Linked DNA regions of Homo sapiens: region 1 is linked to region 2. A link is an interaction called in ENCODE POLR2A ChIA-PET data of the cell type or tissue named here. Cell type or tissue: Panc1. All regions are shown on one strand. Links, peaks and the distances in the headings refer to the core of each region. The heading gives the core; the rest is flanking DNA.

Region 1 (2,803 bases), core at 243-2,742, 840 kb before region 2:
TTTTCAATACAGGCCAGGCATGGTGGCTCACGTCTATAATCCCGGCACTTTGGGAGGCTGAGGCAGACTGATCACTTTAGGTCAGGAGTTCCAGACCAGCCTGGCCAACATGGTGAAACGCTAATACAAAAAATTAGCTGGGCATGGTGGTCAGCACCTGTAATCCCAGCTGCTAGGGAGGTTGAGGCAGGAGAATCGGTTGAACCTGGAGGTAGAGGTTGCAGTAAGTCAAGATCACGCCACTGCACTCCACCCTGGGAAACAGAGCAAGACTCTGTTCCAAAAAAAAACAAAAGGCAATCTTTCCTAGAAAAAAATAGTTTCTGCACATTCTTAGGCACGCATTTGTAGGCTGCTATAGCTATTTAAAATTTTCAATACAATATGTTTACCAGAGCAAACTACAATCCTCATTGTTATGTGGGCCCCAAACCATTACTGATACTCATCTGTTTCCCCCACGTCGTCTACATTTCCTCATGGTGGGCCAGTACTTCATTTTTTGTAACTCATTTGCCTGCTAGGGTGACTCAGGCCTTTGTTTCTGAGAGATCTGAGTCTGGTGTTGCTAGGAAGGAAAAGGTTAACTAGTCTATAATCCATTCTTTCTCCCAACCTGGTGATGTCTGAGGAGGCATCCCTTGGTCAAACTTCTTTGTAAACATGCTAATCAGATCTCATGGTATTTATTAGAGGAAAACAACCAGAGATTCTTATCTGTGAGATGCTTTCAGCAGGACATACTTGTTCTTTCTTGATGTCTTGCAGTAAACAAGGAATTTAGGGGTTTATGGGCATGAGCCACTGGAAAATGTCAGCGTCACATATTTAGTTAAGAGAGAGAGAGAGAGGGGCTGGGCGTGGTGGTTCATGCCTACAATCCCAGCATTTTGGGAGACTGAGGCAGGAAGATCACTTGAGCCCAGAAGCGTAAGATCAGCCTAGGTAACATAATGAGACCTCGTCTTATTAAGAGTCTGATTCTACCCTCCCTTGGTGTTATCTCAGTTACTGTACTTTTACAGGGCTGTGGTTGTGCAACTTCCTGCTGGGCATGGGGAATTCTCTGAGTTCCAGACAAGAACCTTCCTGCCCAATATGCAGCAGCAACCCAGTCTCTTCATAATGCTCGTGGTTGATTATCCATGCCCGCCAACTACCTCATTTCTCTGCCCAGTGCTTTATCAGCCTGAAGAGCCCACAGTCACCAGGCAGAAAACCTTACTGTGCTTCTTGGTGAAAGTGTTCCCTCTTCAAAAATGAAGACATCACGCCAGATAAGGTTTGGGGACTAGAAGCACAATTTCTTCAAGTGGGTCCCTAGACAGGATATTGATAAATGCCAATTCTGTTTCACTCCCTGGTAGCTACACCTGTATATTCTAACTACTAGGGTCACAGCCCCTTATATTGACTGTTGGTTATATGCAGATATTGCATCTTAGAGGACAGCACCCCAAACCCATGGGATGTTATACCTGGGCTGACACTTTAGTTGAGCCCTTTAAAAAGCCATTCCTGGGCCAAGCCCGGTGGCTCACACCTGTAATCCCAGCACTTTGGGAGGCTGAGGCGGGCGGATCACGAGGTCAGGAGATCGAGACCATCCTGGCTAACATGGTGGAACCCTGTATCTACCAAAAATACAAAAAAAATTAGCTGGGCCTGGTGGCAGGCGCCTGTAGTCCCAGCTATTCAGAAGGCTGAGGCAGGAGAATGGCGTGAACCCAGGAGGTGGAGGTTGCAGTGAGCTGAGACTGTGCCACTGCACTCCAGCCTGGGCGACAGAGTGAGACTCTGTCTCAAAAAAATAAATAAATAAATAAATAAATAAATAAATAAAAGGCCATTCCTGGCTGGGCATGGTGGCTCACGCCTGTAATCCCAGCACTTTGGGAGGCCGAGGAGGGCGGATCACCTGAGGTTGGGAGTTTGAGACCAGCCTGACCAACATGGAGAAACCCTATTTCTACTAAAAATACAAAATTAGCCTGGCATGGTGGCACATGCCTATAATCCCAGCTACTTGGGAGGCTGAGGAAGGAGAATCGCTTGAATCCGGGAGGCAGAGGTTGCAGTGAGCAGAGATTGCACCATTGCACTCCAACCTGGGCAACGAGAGTGAAACTCCATCTCAAAAAAAACAAAAAGCCATTCCTGGCCTGGCGCAATGGCTCACGCCTGTAATCCCAACACTTTGGGATTACGCTTGCCAAAGTAAGTGAATTACCTGAGGTCAGGAGTTTGACACCAGCCTGGCCAACATGGTGAAACCCCGTCTCTACTAAAAATACACAATTAGCTGGACATGATGGCAGGCGCCTGTAATCCCAGTTACTCAGGAGGCTGAGGGAGGAGAACCTCTTGAACCCAGGAGGCAGGGGTTGCAGTGAGCCAAGATTGCGCCATTGCACTCCAGCCAGGGCAACAAGAGTGAAACTCCGTCTCAAAAAATAAATAAATAAATAAATAAATAATAACCATTATGTTATCCCATGATGGCAGCTCTTTCTGTATAAGGTAATAAATATGCGATGTAAAGAGTGTATTTCATATTAATGCACTGATTGTTGTACCTTTTTTTTTTTTTTTTTTTTTTTTTTGAGACAGGGTCTTGCTCTGTCACCCAGGCTGGAGTGCAGTGGCGCAATCTCGACTCACTTCAACCTCTGCCTCCCAGGTTCAAGCAATCCTTCTGCCTCAGCCTCCTGAGTAGCTGGGATCACAGGTGCCCGCCACCACGCCCAGCTAATTTTTGTACTTTTTTAGTAGAGACGGGGTTTTGCCTGTTGCCCAGGCTGGT
Region 2 (2,803 bases), core at 106-2,605:
GAAGTCGATCCGGCAGGATCTGACGGTGAGACTCGCGCTGGGAGGGGCCTGGCCTCAGCCAGTCCTGCCTCCCGCTCCTTGTGACTCTTGTTCTCGCCCCGCTGCCCCAGGTGCAGGGCATCCGCACCGAGTTCACGGTGGAGGTGTACGAGACCCATGCCCGGATCGCCTTGGAGAAGGTGAGCTGGCCTCTGCGGGCCTCCCCAGCCCCTTTCCTGCTGCCGTTCTGCCCTCAGCACCCTCACTCTGCTCTCCTCCCTCGGTGCCTCTGCCTTCCAGGGTGACCATGAAGAGTTTAACCAGTGCCAGACGCAGCTCAAGTCGCTGTACGCCGAGAACTTGCCTGGCAATGTGGGCGAGTTTACTGCCTACCGAATCCTCTACTACATCTTCACCAAGAACTCGGGAGGTGAGGCCCAGTCCCCAGGACAGAGGCCATGGTACCCAGGGTTGAGCCCTGCTGACTTCACCCTCTTTGTCTTGGTGCTAGACATCACCACGGAGCTGGCATACCTCACACGAGAACTGAAGGCAGATCCTTGCGTGGCCCACGCCTTGGCATTAAGGACAGCCTGGGCCCTGGGCAACTACCACCGCTTTTTCCGGCTCTACTGCCATGCACCCTGCATGTCTGGCTACCTCGTGGACAAGTTTGCAGATCGGGAGCGCAAGGTCGCCCTCAAGGCCATGATCAAAACGTATGTGGTGCCAAGCTCCCTTCTGCCTTTGCTCTTCCCATCCTTCCGCCTCGCACCGCCCCTCAGACCAGCTCCTGGCCGCAGGCCTCCCCCAGCCCCCAACCCTTGTCCTGGTCCTTGCTTCCCCATCATCTTTCTCCATTCAGCCCTCCCCTCTCCAGTTCCTCTTGCTCTCCTTGTTGGTCACCTCTGTGTTCCGGGTCACTCCTCTCCCTCTCCCCACTGTTCCCAGCTCACTGCCTCTGGGGCCTCTTCTCCACCCCATCTGTGTGTCTCTTCCTCCTGTTCTCTCCTGCCTGGACCCCCTAGTTCACTCCTTGCCCTGGGCTTCCTCAGAACCCTGAGGTCTCTGCTTTCTCAGCTTGTCGCTGTGCTCCCACCATAGAGACCATCTAGACAGCCTCTGGTCTACCAGGACAAGGCCCAGTCCCACTCAGCTCCTTTGAGAGCACCAGAAACGCTTAGGGAGACACCTGTGTTGAGGCCACACTGGGCGCGGTGCCAGAGGCCCCTGGTCAGGCCATGCCCCTGCAGTGTCCTTCGTTCACTAGACATTGCGCCTGGCTTGCTGTGGGTGGGGATGAGTTGCTTGACTCATGTTTAGACGCATGGTTCTGTCTGGTGATTGAGGTGCCCAGGCGACGCTGGGCAATGTCAAGAGAGGTTTTCGCTTGTCACAGCAAGGGGATGCTCTTGGCATCTAGTGAGTGGAGGCCAGGGATGCTGCCCTGCCACTGCCATTGGGCCTCAGAGCTCAGTCTTGCCAAGGTGGAGAAATTCTGGTCGAAGAGGTTGACCGGTAGACTGAAGAGGCCTTGAGAGCCTGGCCAGGTGGCTGTCCACGTGAGGTCATAGTCACAGCATGGAGGCCTTGAGAGCCTGGCCAGGTGGCCCTCCACGTGAGGTCATGGTCACAGCATGGGGGCCTTGAGTGCCTGGCCAGGTGGCCCTCCACGTGAGGTCATGGTCACAGCATGGAGGCCTTGAGAGCCTGGCCAGGTGGCCCTCCACGTGAGGTTGTGGTCACAGCATGGGGGCCTTGAGAGCCTGGCCAGGTGGCCCTCCACGTGAGGTCATGGTCACAGCATGGAGGCCTTGAGAGCCTGGCCAGGTGGCCCTCCGTGTGAGGTCATGGTCACAGCATAGTTTGGAGCTAGGGAGGGACTGTCAGCCTGGAGGTTTGGAGACTCATTCTGGAATCTAGTGTGGGTCAAGCCAACTTCAGGGAGAGGCTGAGCCAGGGTAGGAGTCACAGGAGCAGACGAGGATGTGGGGTGCCGTGCACAGAGCTCCATGACCAGCTTGGGAAGTTAGAAGGAAGGGGAGGCAGGAGGCTGCTTAGTCTGCTGCCATGATGGGCCCCATGAATGGTGGCTCTCAAGCTTCTGTGCTACACAGGGGTGTGTGGTTGGGCGAGTGTCCTTGTTAATTGATACCTAATTGGCCTTGGTTGGGAACATAGCCATGAGTGCCCCTCGTGGGTGGGGCGCCAGTCTGTCATTGACCTCATTGTGTCAGCACCTTCCCCCCAAGGAGGCTGACCCTGCCCTGCCAGCTGAGACTGGGAGACGGAGTGGGCTCTGATCCCAGGGCTTCCAGGAAAGCTCTGGCTTTGGAGCAGAAGCGGGTTCTAGGACTTAGTGCCCCTCACTCGGTGCCTGGGTTCCTGTGTGTGTGGAAAGGGTAGGGCTGCACCCTGTGGAAGAGGGTTCAGGGAGCTCTGAGGACCTGGCTCGTGCTAGATGCTCAGTCAGTAGTGTGTTTTAGCAGCAGCCGGAAGTGACTGCTTTCAGTGTGTAGTGGTGAGTGCTAGCTGGCACCCCTGCGCCTGGCTTCCCAGACACTGTAACGCAGGGCAGGGGAGGCAGCGAGGGCTGGGTCCCCACGGTGGCCCTGGCAGCCCCGCCATCCCCATCCCCTGCCACGTGCTGCTCCCTCCATCTGGTCCCTGCCCCTCAGCCAGCGGAGGAGCCCGCTGGGCCCTTCCCTGCCCGTCCCCGCTCCTCCCTGGCCCCCGCACAGGTAAGTGAGGGTGAGGGGGGCACAGGGGACTGGGGTCACTAACCCCCCCCGGGCCCCCCCCGAGCCCCTGAGGTGGGGAGGCT

What was found. Peaks named below come from ENCODE experiments on the same cell type or tissue, not always from the same donor. Only the 100,000 strongest peaks of a DNase experiment are listed, where the experiment ranks them.
Region 1: POLR2A ChIA-PET joins it to region 2 with 16 read pairs; 2 of 35 experiments call an interaction of 5 or more read pairs at or near these places.

The regions. Positions count from the first base shown.
Region 1 is chr19:53,621,503-53,624,305 of GRCh38, forward strand. It overlaps a transcript of DPRX not described here. Among named protein-coding and RNA genes, the nearest start is that of DPRX, 9.1 kb to the right of the region's middle. In Panc1, for the core only: no CTCF peak of the experiment used is centred there; no DNase peak of the experiment used is centred there; H3K27ac peaks cover 1,337 bases.
Region 2 is chr19:54,457,824-54,460,626 of GRCh38, forward strand. It overlaps LENG8 (leukocyte receptor cluster member 8), which reads left to right. Exons shown (of 16, transcript NM_052925.4): 12 at 1-25; 13 at 111-179; 14 at 280-409; 15 at 491-698. Among named protein-coding and RNA genes, the nearest start is that of LENG9, 4.6 kb to the right of the region's middle. In Panc1, for the core only: no CTCF peak of the experiment used is centred there; no DNase peak of the experiment used is centred there.